3 separate regions of the Homo sapiens genome follow, and all the other regions are linked to region 1. A link is an interaction called in ENCODE POLR2A ChIA-PET data of the cell type or tissue named here. Cell type or tissue: HepG2. All regions are shown on one strand.

What was found. ChIA-PET counts read pairs that join two places held together with the same protein. Peaks named below come from ENCODE experiments on the same cell type or tissue, not always from the same donor. Only the 100,000 strongest peaks of a DNase experiment are listed, where the experiment ranks them.
Region 2: POLR2A ChIA-PET joins it to region 1 with 5 read pairs; 12 of 35 experiments call an interaction of 5 or more read pairs at or near these places.
Region 3: POLR2A ChIA-PET joins it to region 1 with 5 read pairs; 14 of 35 experiments call an interaction of 5 or more read pairs at or near these places.

What each region holds. Positions count from the first base shown.
Region 1 is chr3:141,428,768-141,433,767 of GRCh38, reverse strand. The region is part of intron 5 of ZBTB38 (zinc finger and BTB domain containing 38); the gene reads right to left. Among named protein-coding and RNA genes, the nearest start is that of RASA2, 56 kb to the left of the region's middle. In HepG2, no CTCF peak of the experiment used is centred here; DNase peaks (open chromatin) are centred at 1,717 and 2,117; H3K4me3 peaks cover 2,316 bases.
Region 2 is chr3:141,322,885-141,327,884 of GRCh38, reverse strand. It overlaps a transcript of ZBTB38 not described here. Among named protein-coding and RNA genes, the nearest start is that of ZBTB38, 43 kb to the left of the region's middle. In HepG2, no CTCF peak of the experiment used is centred here; no DNase peak of the experiment used is centred here; H3K4me3 peaks cover 384 bases.
Region 3 is chr3:141,301,452-141,306,451 of GRCh38, reverse strand. It overlaps LOC124909441 (a long non-coding RNA gene), which reads right to left and starts at 2,619. Exons shown (of 4, transcript XR_007096119.1): 1 at 2,524-2,619; 2 at 1-696. In HepG2, CTCF peaks have their summits at 810, 2,877 (motif pointing left) and 4,014 (motif pointing right); a DNase peak (open chromatin) is centred at 2,871.

The DNA of each region.
Region 1 (5,000 bases):
CTTCAACTAAAACAGCATACCACGGCTGAAGGCAGGAGCAGAGATGAAAATCTAGCTGTCTTTCTATCAAGCCAGACTTTAAAATATTTGCAAACATGTAAAACAGTACTAGTCCTCTCATTATTTTTTTGTTTTAAAAAATAGTTACTTTTAATAAAATGTTATTTTATTATTCAGTTGGATTTATCACAGTCATTTTCCATCAGTTAATAAATATTAGGTAGGTGCAATTAAAAGTAGTGGCAAAAACTGCAATTACTTTTGCATCAATCTAATAGTTCTTTACATTCTCATTTAAAATGTTGAATATGGTAAATATTGACAGAAAGAACTCAGATAAACAAAAGCTCTTTGCATACCCAATGACTGTAAGAGTGTAAGGGAGTCTAGGGACCAAAAAGTTTGAGAACTGCTGTGCTAACCAAAAAAAACAAAAAAAAACAAAACAAAAGTCAAAACAATTTTAATTAAAAATCTTAATTAAATAATTTTTCTAAGAAATTATTTAAAAATTATTTTACTCAATAAAATAAATATATATAAGCCTAAAAGGACTAAAGAGACAGTGAATAAAAATGTGATGAAACACAAAGCAGAAATCCTCAGGAGACAGATGGAGGCCAAGGAATACAGAAACATAGACACACCCACAGTCATGCAGATATGCATACTCTCCATACCTGTCCTTAATTTTCCAAGTTTGAGGCAATGACTATTTCTTGAGTTTGAACATGGCTGAAAAACCAGGCGGACCAACAGTCCGGTCCACACTATACACAGGTGAAAATTGTTCTTTGAGGTTGCTACCTACAATTTGTTTATACAATCAATCTATCATTGCTTGCATCCTTGCCTTCCAAGTCTCAAAGGTTAGCTTGATCACAGTAATCTATCCTGGATATTGCTTTTAAGTATTGGTTCACTCATTCTGGGAATGAATTTGAAAATAAGGGAAACAATTCTTGGCAATAATCTGACTTTAACTACTTCCCAGTATTTCCAGCTTAATTAAATCTTCTCTCCCTTCAATTAGTTAAGGCGATCTTACTGAAATGCACAGAAGAAAACTTAAAATGATAGTTTCCATATAAACTCTAATTCTTACAATGCAAAACGAATCTTGAAAAATCTCTTTAAATTGTTAACTAATGCACCTATTATGCAGATCTTTATAGGGCTTGTTAGTAAAATCTGGTATATTTTTATTAGTAAAGCTCTAAGACATTACAGAGAGGAGAGTTAAGTAAACCTTTTCAGTCCACATTCTTAGTGAGAACTACAAGTCACTTATTCAAAGCCACTCTCCAGGGCCAGACTGAACCCCATTTTTTTTAATCTTCTAATCAGAGGAAAAGGCCAAGAGCCCTCTTGCCAGCCCTTGGCCACGCAGCTCCTAACGTACATAATAACAACAGAATCGACAGAGCAACTTTCTCCTCCATCTATGGCAAGTTGTCTTCTATAAAAAGAAACGTAGAAATAAAACCTAACTAAAAAAAGAACGCACTGTATTAGGATACTGACCTGGAATCCTGCAAAAGTCAAACCTGCAGTCCATACTGGGCCAGCACAGGGGCCATATCAAAGTGAAATCTACTGCGCAGGTCTGTTATTCCCTGCGGAAAGTTTTCCGACAAAGGATATTTTGCTTCAGTGAGCTGGCTGTACCATCCCACACACATCTTTACAGTATATTTTCTCAAAGTCATGTTGGGTGACTACGTCAGACCTCCTCACGTGACGGGGTGTTAGAAACACACGCATCAGATCTCGAAAACAGATTACAAAACAGAAGTCCTTTATGGAGTTGAGCTGTGTCTAGGAAAAGGAAAATCCTGTTGATGTTGCCTTCTAAATGTGGCCTGAAACGGGCACAGAAAAGCTACATTTATCAGATTTTACTGCACTTAAGCTATCAGATTCAAGAAGGCATCGTGTGACAGGGGAAGCTTATTTTTTAACTGAAATTCAGGCTGTTCTAAAGGCCAACATCGGGAAGCTGCTGGAGTGCACTCAGCAGAGAGGGAGGCCAGCTTGGACAACCTCACCTATTATCTGGAAAAGGTAAACATTAGGGCCCTGGACTTGCAGTTGCGTGCACATAGGATTGTGAGAACGAGTACTGTCAGATTCATGAATGATGCAATGGGCCCAGTTAAATATTTTAGGTTGCTTGTTTGGAAAGATGAAAGGGGGAAAAGGTCCTGGGTTTCTTTTTTCTTTTTGAAATGCAGCAGTGTTTCAGGGTAGCTCGTGTGCCTTGGGTTCATCTCAGGATCAAGCTTGCCTGGGCACCTGCTTGCTTAAGAAATCTGGCAAACAGGCTTAGAGAATCTCTCTGAAGCCTTTTGAGTGCCGTGTCTCTATTTCTTGTTTTACCCAAATTCCACTGACACTCAGAGTCCCCCCCAAATATATATATATATTTTTTTTTTTTTTTTTTTGAGACGAAGTCTCGCTCTTGTCCCCCAGGCTGGAGTGCAATGGCACAATCTCGACTCACTGCAATCTCCACATCCTGGGTTCAAGCGATTCTCCTGCCTCAGCCTCCGGAGTAGCTGGGATTACAGGCACCTGCCACCATGCCCGGCTAATTTTTGTATTTTTAGTAGAGACGGGGTTTCACCATGTTGGTCAGGCTGGTCTCAAGCTCCTGACCTCAGATGATCCTCCTGCCTCGGCCTCCCAAAGTGTTGGGATTACAGGTGTGAGCCACCGTGCCTGGCCCCAAAATGTATTAATAGAAGGTATTTTTAATCTGAATGCTGTGGGGAATGATGTGTCCCAGAGTTCCCCAGGACAGGGTTCCTGTTCCCTGAAAATTTTCATTTTAGGGGTGAGCTTATCAAGAATTGGTTTCAAAAGCCAACCGTCATTTCCTTGTGAACCCAAAGGGCTGGCTGATTGAATGGAAGGTGGCTCTGTACCTCTCAGTTGATTGCTACCTCTGGGGGACGGCACAGGGAAGAGCCGTTTACATTCTGGCTTCTGAAGAAGAGTGAACCTCCAGCTAATCACAAGAATGAGTTGTCCTAAAATGGACGAGGCACCAGCTGCTGCTCTGGTGTTAAATCTAAATCCGCCTCCCCCACTGCACTGCCGCTCCCCACTCCCTGCCCCTCTGCACCCTGGGTTTCTGGGTTCTCCTGCAAGACAGTGAATCACAGCTTACATTGGTACTTCCTGGATAAATCAGAAACTGGGCAGTGAAGAGTGAATGAGATGATGCGCCTGAAAAGCACCAAGTGTGGTCCATGGCACCTGGCAGGGGGTTCAAGAAATGTCAGCTGGAATTAGCTTGAGAACTGACTGCATCTGCCTAATTGGTGGCTATGGAGGAACTGCTCATGCGGCTTATCCTTCATCCAGTATGTAGGGTGATCTTTAAAAACTACAAATGAGGCCGGGCGTGGTGGCTCATGCCTGTAATCCCAGCACTCTGGGAGGCTGAGGCAGGTGGATCACCTGAGGTCAGGAGTTCAAGGCCACCCTGACCAACATGGCAAAACCCCATCTCTACTAAGTACAAAAAAAATTAGCCGGGTGTGGTAGTGCATGCCTGTAATCCCAGCTACTCGGGAGGCTGAGGCAGGAGAATCACTTGAACCCAGGAGGCAGAGGTTGCAGTGAGCCAAGATCACACCATTGCACTCCAGCCTGGGTGACAAGAGCGAAACTCTGTCTCAAAAAAACAAAACAAAACAAAACAAAAAACGAAAAAACAAACCCACAAATGAGATCAAGTCAAGCCCTGCTCAAAGCCCTTCAGCGGACTTCCCCTGATCTTAGGATAAAATCAGACCCTTCCCAGTGCCCAGCAAGGCCCTGTGCTGTCCACTCTCCAGACTCACTCGTTCCCTCCCACTGCACTCCTTGCGCTGCCTTTGCTCAGGCACACAGGCTCCCTGGGCGGACTCTACCTGCCCAGTCTCTTCTGGCCCTGTGGCCTTTGATGCACACGGTTCCGGCACTGCCCATGGCTGGCTCAGACTCGTGCTTCAGGCCCAGCTCAAATGTCGCCTCGGAGGGGCCACCCCATCTCTCTATCTGCTGCCCCTTTGGTTTGCCCTCACATCACCTTGTTTATTTCTTCATACTGCTTACCTCAACCTGCAATTATCACCCGTCGTTGCCTGCTTGTTTACTGTCCACTCTGCCCGCCAGAAAGTAAGCTCCAGGAGGAGCTGCTTCTCTAGGCTGCTCACTGTTCACTGCTGTATCTCCAGGCCGCAGCACATGGCAGGAGCACGCAGTAAATGTCTGGCGAGTAAGTGACATGACCATGCATTTGAAACACAAACCAGGCTCACCCCGACTAAAAAAAGCAACCTGCTGCTGTCTCCTGCACTCACGATCCCCAAAAAAGCAAGCTGCCACCATTCCCTGCACTCACGATCCCCCAAAAGGCAACCTGCCGCCATCCCCTGCACTCACGATCCCCCAAAAGGCAACCTGCCGCCGTCCCCCGCACTCACAATCCCCGCAAAAAGCAATATGCCTCTGTCCTCTGCACTCACCATCCCCCAAAAGGCAACCTGCCGCCTTCCCCTGTACTCACGATCCCCCTTGCCCTGCTCTGCTTTTTGACTTTTCCACGGCCCTCAACATTCCAATATACTGCATACAAAATGGACTTACTTATTGTCTGTCTGCTTGCAAAAATGTAAGCCCCATAAGAGTACCAATCTTTGATTTTCTTCACTGACATATCTTAAGCACCTGGAACAGTGCCTGACACAGAACAGGCCCTCAGTATTCATTTACAAAAGGAACAATCTATACTATAAAAAGATATATGTTTATAAATCAACATTACATGAGGATGGTCACCATAAATATTGCCAATTACAATTTTCATCTGTCTGAATTCCCCAATATTGAATAAAATTGCTTTTATCAGATAAATTTCAAGTTGCAAAGCACTTTGCATATTAATTAATTTAATCACTTCCACAATCCTGTGGAGGCCGGCACATAAAAAATGGAAATACTGGCCGGGC
Region 2 (5,000 bases), 110 kb after region 1:
TCGTTTCCCTGGCAATTAGCTTTATATATTTTTAAAATAAACTTTCTATTTTACAGTAGTTTTTAGATTTTGAGAAAAGTTGACAAGATAGTACAAAGAATTCCCATATACCCATTACCCAGTTTCCTCCATTATTCATGTATTACATTAGTGTGGTGCATTTCTTACAACTAACAGGCCAATACAGATATAGTATCATTAACTAAAGTCCAAGCTTTATTCAGTTTCCTTAGTTTTTAACTAGTGTCCTTTTTCTGTTCTAAGGAAGCATCCAGGTGACCACATTCCATCTGGTTGTCACGTCTCCTTAGGCTCCTCTGGGCTTTGACAGTTTCTCACATTTTCCTTGTTTTCTTGATGACCCAGACAGTTTTGAGAAGTGCTGGTCAAGTATTTATAGAATTTTCTTCAATTTTAGTCTGACATTTTTCTCACGGTTGGACTGGGGTCATGGGTTTGGGGGAGGAAGACCGCAGAGGTAAGGTGCTGTTCCTGTCACATCATATCAAGGTACAGACCATCAACATCATCACTGTTGATATTGACCTTGATCGCCTGGCTAAGATAGTGTTTGTCAGATTTCTCTTTTTCCCCCTTTCCATGCTGTACTCTTTGGAAGGAAGTCTATGTGTGGCCCACACTTAAGGAGTATGGAGTTATGCCCCACCTTCTTGAGGAAAGAGGCAGTCAGCTTTTTAAATCTCACCCTGCCTTTTCATTTGAAGAGAACATCTCTTCAGCTTCTTTTCCTTTCTTTCAGACACCCTTTTAAGAACACACAGGCCTGTCAACTATAGAGCCTGACTTTACAGGGACCTTTTATGGGACTTAATATTTCTAAATGTATCTAAATACAAACACCTCAAAAAAACTACATCACAAGATTTTAAAATGCAGGTAAAATGACTTCCCTTCGGGCATGGAGGTCCCCTTCGAAGCAGGCCTAGAAGGATGCCTCCTTGTCCAGGGGTCCATCTGGCAAAGCCTCACCCTTTGTTCTACTGGTGCCACAAACGAGCCTGGCCTAACTGCAAAGTCAGGAATAATGACACCACCCCCCTCAAGAGGGAGGAATTGGAAAGGAAGTACTTGAAAAGAATAATGATGCAGAGGATCTTTTCATTGTATTATAGATAAATAAAGTCCTACTTTGTTCCAAAAACAACACTTTGTTCCTGTAAACCAAGAGTATCATTGTAAAAAAACACAACATGATCAGAGATTGGATCACTTCAAAGAGAATTAAGGCACAGAGTTTCACACCAAGACTGTAGAAAAGAGGATTATTATTTAAAGATACTGAAACTCTAACAAGAATAACTGTCATGTGAGTTAGGAAACATAGTACTTGTATCTTAGCACAATAAATTTTTACAATTTAATAAAACATTATTGCACTCTGATAAGATAAAACCTTAACCCCCCTGCTTTTGTTCCCTCCAGTGGCCATTTCCTGTCCCCCACCCTGCTCCCCTGCAACCCCCATGCCTCTCCATGGGTTGGGAGGAGCAAGGAGGCAAAGCACATTAACTGTTTTTCTCTCATTCTCTTTTCCTCCTTATTGCCTGGACTTTGAAATTCAATGTCATGTAAACATTAACTTGCTTCTTAAATAAAGCTGCAAAGAGCAAACTGTAATCTGAGCATATGATTTACCTCAACATTTTCCCATGAGCTCTAAGGATTCTGATTTCTTCTCTACCAGTATGTCTCTATCTCATAGAATTACTTTGAAATAGTCTTAACTTATCATTATTATTGTTATTACTTTGGTATTGACATGTTTTCCAAAGAATGCCTCTTCGAGATGATTTTAGATAGCAATATCCACTAAGTTTAAAAAATGTTGTTACTTTTTTTTTAATTAAAGAAAAAACATGTTAAATGGCAGCACAAGTGGTTAAAAGATGGGGCAAAAATTATACTGGCTGAAGTGTGGGACTCTGAACACTTTCATTAGTCAGTTTCACAAGTAAAATTGATCGCACAGGTAAAACCTTAATCATCTTATTATAACTTTAGGAACAACCCACAGCAGCTAAGATGTATATTTATTTGTTTTGCTAGTCACCAGCCATCGTCTGCTTAAATTATCAAGAGTGTTTGTTTGTTGGTTTGTCTTTTTTACAGTTGTGTTAATCATGGTAGTCTCAATTAGTCTAGCAAACACTTCAACTCACCAAACTCTATGCTTCACTAATGCAATCTTTGCAAAGCTGGTGTTAAAAGGAAGATTTTTCTGAATTTGCCTTGGAGATGTTTTTATATTTTCTCCTAGGTTACATTTTATTTTCCCCAAATTAAGGAAGTATACAAATATAGTGACTTTTCCTAACCTTGAGAACTTTAATATGTGTTGCTACCCGGGTTGCTGAAGAAAGAATCCCTTAGTCTTAACAGCCTGACTCTGTACAAACTATGTTTAATTACTCCCCTTCTATCTCCACTTTAGGTGGGTTCTTTTGCAATGAACAGTGTATGTCATTTAAAGTTGGCTTGCTGGACCTGAAGTGTGTCAATGTATGATCTCAAATAAATGAAAGACTGATACTAAAAAAATGCTAATTTTCTTAATTTATTCCCCCTGCACTGAAATGTTTTTCCTTGACACACAATTAAATATTTTTGAGCCTTTGCTAAATTACTGTGTGGTTAATTTTACTAAATGGCAGGAAGGTTAGATATTTGTAAATTTCCTCAGTGTATCATTCCTGATTAGTTGACCTTTTCTAAATATCAAATGGACCAGTTGCAGTCAATTCTATCACCACCATGATCAGCTTGCATTTATCCATAAGACATCTGTTTGTACACCAAAATAAAGTTCTTCACTGTTTTAGTTTGCTTTTGAAAACTGGCATAGACACAGAACAAACGGCTGTTAATGTTACAGAGTTTTGAATTTATCTTAATATATGATCACTACTGTTTAAACCTAAGTTTCAAAGAATACCTTTTTTGTTGTTATTCTGCTTGTCTGCTATTATTTTATCTTTATAAATACACTCTTCATTTTACAAAGTAACTTCAATTGCTTTATTGACTCCAGATAGCAGGGATAATATACCCAATTACTTTGAAAACAAGACTGTTATCGTCACATGATTTCTGAATAATACATTAACACTTTTTACATTCATACCTATTCTCCAAACCCTTTTTCTTTCTCTTCTGCCCTCCTTTCCACCTGTCTTTCTTTTCTTTCTTCATCAATGATTTATTGAGCATCAACATGTTAGGCACTACGCTAGATGCTGGGGAATCAATAATAGATAAACTCTTGGTCTCCATGAAGCTTATTCTATTGATTTAAAATCTTTCCTATCTGTTCCAAGGGTCATTTAGAGAAAATACACTAATGGAATTCATGAGAAGGAAAGCAAACATAGAGAGCTTTCACTAAGTTGGAGAAAAAGTATGTCACCAACCTTTAGCTGTTGCAGAGTAATCTTCTTTTCGGGCTCTGGCTATATCAACAGTTCCTCTTTTCCCCAAGAACTGGCTCTGGAAAGGGCATTCTTCTTCCTCTAGCATGAATAACCCTGGGTGGGAATGTTTAGATGGATACCAGTTGGATGAGACCCAGGGCAGCAGGAAAGCCCTCCTAGAAAACTCAAGTGCCCATATTCATTTGGTAGGGCTGCCCGAGGCCTTGGCTAGAGGGCTTCTGTGGACAACCACAAATGCACAGGAAGAATTGGGGAAAATCAGATAAAGGAAAACCATTAAATGACACACGTACAGAAGGGAAACAGTTAAGAATTAACTCAAATTAATTTAAGGCTACAAGAACAAGTGGTGCAATGGCTTAGTTAATAAGAAGCTAGTCTCCAAAGCTAGGGATTTTGAGCCAAATGACTAAGGGCCTTCAGAGCTACCAAGAGGCAGATGGCTGGACAAAGGGACCTATCACAGAGAGAATCACAAATCATCATGGGGACCAGGAGTATGCACTGTACAATGGATTGGAAACAGATTTGTTCATACATCCATCTACCCATATATACATCTGTTGATGATCGATTCAGCAAATGCTTGTTGATTACCACTGTTCTAGGTGATGGTGCTGGGGACACAGCAGTGAACATGCCCTCATGAAGCTTAAAATTCAGCAACATGCAGGGGGCATGTTGAAAAATCAACTGGAATGTAGATAGGGATTATACAAAGAAAAAGACAATGTTTAAACTTGAATCTGCCAAGTTTGGCTAGTTTCTTTGGAATACCAGAGCCCAAAGAACCTACCCCTTCAACTTTTAACTAGTCTGAGGTTGTGTCCCTTTTTTATCTTTCTCTTAGCTCAGCAAGACCATATAAGCATCCACATCTTTAGGCTCAGGCTCATCTATACTGAGGCCTCCAGGCCTGCCCTAACAGGAAACATGAAACCCTTGGATGTCTGCACTTGCCTAGGAATCAGCTTCTTGAATTTCAGATTTCTTTATGATTTTTGACCTCTAAAAATTGAGCTCAAGTCCCTGGCTTTCCCAGGCTCAATATTTACGCAATGTCCTTTGCTTAACTGATATCCATCAATCTTCATGACCACACTCAAATCTCTAACCTGAAGAATTGGAGTTGGGGGTGTAATAGCCCATTCAGAATGTGTAGGAAGCACAGTCAGTGGACAGAGGTGAGCAAACCCAAAACTGAGATGGGTTAAACACCTGGAGGCCAGATCAGGGACTATAGATCACAGGCATCATAGTTTATGGAGAACACGTTTCTTCTAGAAGGCTCTCCCAGAAATTTTTCATGCTGTGTTGCGATTTGAAGATAGTTTTGTGGTGAGAGTAAGGGGCCTCTTTGTGAATACAATCAGGGAAAAGACTATTTGTTAATTCAGACAAAACAGAAGGGTACAGGACAAATAACTATCTGTAGAAGAGTGATTATCCTTGAAGAGTCTGGAAAAGCTAGGGAATAAGGATTTATCACCGTGTCATCAGCACTGGCGGGATGGATGGATGGATGATTGACTGATCTTCTGTCCATTTGGA
Region 3 (5,000 bases), 130 kb after region 1:
GCCACTTCGTGGCTGAGAGGCCTTGGCAAGTGACCTCTCCTCTCAGTTTCTTTCCCTGTCTTAAAAATGGGGATGATAGGCTGGGCGGGGTGGCTCATGTCTATAATCCCAGCACTGTGGGAGGCCAAGCTAGACAGATTGCTTGAGCCCAGGAGTTTGAGACCATCCTGAGCAACACAGCAAGACCCCATCTCCAAAAAAATATATGAAAATTAGCTGAGTGTGGTAGCTCGTGCCTGCAATCCCAGCTGCTCGGGAGGCTGAGGTGGGAGGATTGCTTGAGCCCAGGAGCTTGAGGCTGCAGGGAGCTATTACTGCCATTGTACTCCTGCCTGGATGACAAGGGTGAGAGCTTGTCTCCAAAAAAAAAAAAAAAAAAAAAAAGAAAAGGGGATGATAATCTTTAAGTCACAGGTTACTGTGAGATGAAACAAGGTTCTGCGTAAAAAGCACACTGCATGTCTTGGGCGTTGAAATGCTCAACAAGTGCTGGCCCATCCTGCACATAAAGTGCATCTCGTGCTCCATTTCCAACCCTCTTAGTCTTTTTCCAGTTACTGATTTCTCTTTTTTGCCTTAAATAACAGACATTTATTTCTCACAGGTCTGGAGGCTGAGAAGTCCAAGGTCAGGGAGACAGCATTTTCAGTTGCTAGTGAGGCCTCTCTTCCTGGCTTGCAGATAGCCACCTTCTTACTGTGTCCACACATGGGGGTGGGGAGGGAGGGAGAGAGAGAGAGAGAGAGATTGATTCTCTTGCCTCCTGCCCTAGTGTTTCTCTGATGCCATGGTGTACAAGGCACCCTCCTGCTGGGCAGTCATGCACATGCAAGTCAGCAGAGCAGGGAAGGCAGCTGTGGCTGGTAGCCAATGGATAAATGTTTCCCACAAGTGAACAGTTCTGAGATGTATTTCCCAAGCCTTCTTAGGAGGTCCTGTGGGATAGAGCACCCAGTTGCCCCTGTGCATCCTTACACTGGCTTTCCCTCCTTCCCCTTCTGTCCCCTCTTTCACTCCTGCTCCTTTGGTACCACATCCCCTAACCAACTTAACAAACTACTACATTTAAGCTTTTTTTTTTTTTTTTTTCTCAGACTCTGCTTCAAGGGAGACCAGGCTAAGACAATCTATTATAACAAGATTCCGTTTTCTTGGAAAAGCTACATTAGGAAAAAATGGGAAAAGAAACAAAAGGAGCTAGAAATATAAATATCCATAACAGAGATGCAAGAAGGGGATCATCCCCTTGAGCAGAGTAGACTCTTGACTGTAGCCCAAGTGTCAAGTTTACTTATTCACTTGTGTGGACGTAACAGAGTAGGGGGCGCAGGGAGAGGTACCAAGCTAGAGGGACCTGGAAGAGTTTATAGTCTAGCATAATTCACTTTCCAGTCCTGAGTTGGCCACTTACTATTGACTGTGTGATCTTATGTACACGTCTACCTCTGAGCCTCAGAGCTCAGAGCCTTTCCTTACGTGTGAAATGGGGATAATAAATGCCTACTTCAAGTGCTCACTCATACTGTGAGATACACAGACTACATTAGTTGAATGTTCAGCCTAGTGTCCAGCCCATGGTATCTGTTCAACAAATGGTAAGTCACAGCCCTCTGTAATTAGCTTTGGATTGTCTGAAATCAAATTTTTCCTACTGCTTCCTATGTGCATACTTAGCTTCTGCAATAAAATGGTAAGCCTCTCAAAGGCAGTGATAGAAGATCTATTGGTCATCAATAGATACTTATCCCTTTTCTAGAAATGAGTCCAGCTTTCCTGCCCATGCTAGCAGAGACCTTAGCCTCTAGGATTTGCTTGCTTTCCATTCAGGTCAGTTCCCAGGAGGCAGAGTCTGAGACAGACGTGTGTGCAGGGGGTTGCTGGGGAGTGCTCTCAACACTGTGAAGGATGCTGGATGAGGCAGAAGTTGGGCTATGTTGTAGTCACAAGGCCTTGGCTTGACCCCAAAGGCGCTCTGAAGCTGAGATGGCCCCTCAGGGTTGTCCCTGGGCCTTCCGATCCCTATTCTGACCAATCATTGGATGTGGCTGCCCTGGGAAGGAGCATGTCCTTCAGCAGATGGCTCTCTGCTCCAGAGCAGTGCCCTGAAAGCACCGACAGCCAAGCACCACCAGCAACTGGGGGAAGAAGTCCTGAAGTGGGGGATCAGGGTGGCGCAGCATCCACACCTTCAGTGTAATGGTGGCTTTGGAGAGTGTGGTAGTCACTGCGAGTTCTCTACCCAGTACCCACTTTCCCTTTTTTCTCGAGTGAAAGGAGGCTGAGCTTGTTTGGGACAGCAGTGTGCCCAATAAAGATCCTCACTTCCCTCGACTCGTTTACAGCAGAGGTAGCCAAGGGGCCCCACTCTGGCCAGTGAGAGGCGAACAGGAGTCTGGGTTCCTGATGACATAATGGCGCCACTGGCGAAAGTGAAAGGCTTTATTGCTTAGGCCACTGTCATCAGGTTTCGGTAGCACGGAACCAAAGGCAGTCCTAAATGGTTCAGGAGGCATTATCACATACCCTGCTTAAGAGCATGGTCCTGCGTGTGATATGGGCACAGCGGGAATCCCAGCTCTGCTGCACACTAGCAGCCGTGTGGAGCCTCAGACGAACTACTCCTCGTGGTTCCCTTTTCTGTAAAAGTGGGAATGACAGTAGTATTCTCACTACCATTTCAACATATAACACCAGGGTAACCAACTTGTTCCAGTTTGCCTGGGACTTTCCTGTTTTTTAAGCACTGAAAGCCCCACATCCTGGGAAACTACTCAGTGCCAGGCAAACCTGCACAGCTGCTCAACCTATTAAAACACCCTCAAACTACCCTGCTTCCTTTACAGATGGAAGACTGGAAAAATTGTGTTGATGCTGCCCCCTAGTGGTTGAATGTAATGTAACTGCTGCAAAGATACATTTTACATTATAAGTTTTCTTGAGAATAGCAAGCCACAGATGGTTAGAGGCAGAGTTGGAATATTCCCCTAACCATTTAGATTTAAATGTAGAACTGCTTTAACCCTATTATATTATTCATCGATATTTGCCAGCAAATATACTATCTGGTAGGACTATTGTGAAGATTAATGAAATGGTGTAAATTTTCCCATGGTATCTCATATAGTGGTTGTTTTTTTTTTTTTTTTTTTTTTTTTTTTAATGACAGGGTCTTACTCTGTCATCCAGGTGGAGTGCAGTGGCACAATCACGGCTCAATGCAGCCTCAACCCCCGTGGGCTTAAGCAATCCTCCCACCTCAGGCTCCCAAGGACCTGGGACCACAGGCATGTGCCACCACTCCCAGCTAATTTTTTTACTTTTAATTTTTTGTAGAGATAGGGTCTCCCTATGTTGCCCAGGCTCATCTCAAATTCTTGGGCTTAATGTGCTGGGATGACAGGCATGAGCCACCATGCCCAGCTATAAGTGCTCTTCAGTTCACTGGTATCATGTGAACTTGAGTTAGACTCAGCTGTGACTCTTCCTTTGAAAAAGTGACTTCAACCCCTGCCGGGCTCCCCCCGCCTGTTTTCCTCATTCACATTAGGGAACTAGGACTTTCCTCAGAATGTTGTGAAGATTCATGAAGAAACACTTGTGGAAACCACGTAGTTGGCACTACATGGCCAACTTTACTGCTGACAATGTTGTCTGGAAGGCAGGCCTCAGGCCATCCCTCTGCTGAGGGGCTCTGTAGCTCTCAGGAGCTGAGCTGGCCCTCAGGGATGCCTTCTCCTCATCAAGGCCAGTCTCCGCTGGCAGTCGGGCTTCAAGAAGTCCTGCCCAGATGCTCTGATGTATTCAGCCGCTTCCTCTTCAGCAGAAGCTATTACTCATCTGAGCTGGCTCCTGGGCAGGCACAAATACAGGGGGACAATCCAAACATTCAGTTCAGTGGCCTTGGGCAATGGGAGTTAACTGGTGTTTAGGCCAGAGCTTTGTGCTGGCTGCTCTTAAAGCCACAACTGCAACATAAACCCCAGCTATTTTCTGCTACTCGTGGTTGTGTTTAAACACAAGGTGGCACACCCACCCTTGTCTGGACTGCTAAATCTGTTCAGAAGGCTTCCCTGAGATTCAGAGAAACAGAAGCATGTATCTCTGCCTCTCTCTAGACAGTCTTTAAGACTTCTGGAAAAAGGAATCACCTAAATCTTCCAGAAAGTCTAATTCTGCTATGGCTATGAAAACCCTCAAATAGGCTTAATAGCAATATTAGATTAAGATCCTCAATTTCATTTAAAGTGAAGTTAGAGAAAGAATACTTACATCAGGCTGGGCATGGTGGCTCACACCTGTAATCCCAGCACTATGGAAGGCTGAGGCGGGTGGATCACCTGAGGTTGGGAGTTCAAGACCAGGCTGACCAACATGGAGAAACCCCGTCTCTACTAAAAATACAAAATTAGCCGGGCGTGGTGGTGGCACATGCCTGTAATCCCAGCTACTCAGGAGGCTGAGGCAGGAGAAACGCTTGAAACTGGGAGGCAGAGGGTGCAGTGAGCTGAGATTGTGCCATTCTACTCCAGCCTGGGCAAGAGCAAAACTCCGTCTCAAAAAAAACCCCAAAAAAACCTCACATCAATAAATACCTGCACCACAATGAAGGAGCCTCCGCTTTGTTCTGTGTAAAGCCTTGTAGTCCTGTTTTAGTACCTTGGCTTTAAGTTGCCATTTCATGGATTTTTAATGAGATTTTTAAAATATGTCTAATCTATACCATGAAATATTACTCAATGGCTATAAAGAGCCATCTACATTTATATACATCTCAATCAGTCAATCAATCACCTATCATCTTAACATGGAAATATCTTTACGACATACTGATAAGGGTGGCAAGTTAATGAGAAATACTTCTCAAGATGGCCAAATAGGAACAGCTCCAGTCTATAGCTTTCAGCATGAGCACGCAGAAGACGGGTGATTTCTCCATCTCCAACTGAGGTACCGGGTTCAGCTCACTGGGGCTTGTCGGACAGTGGGTGCAGGATAGTGAG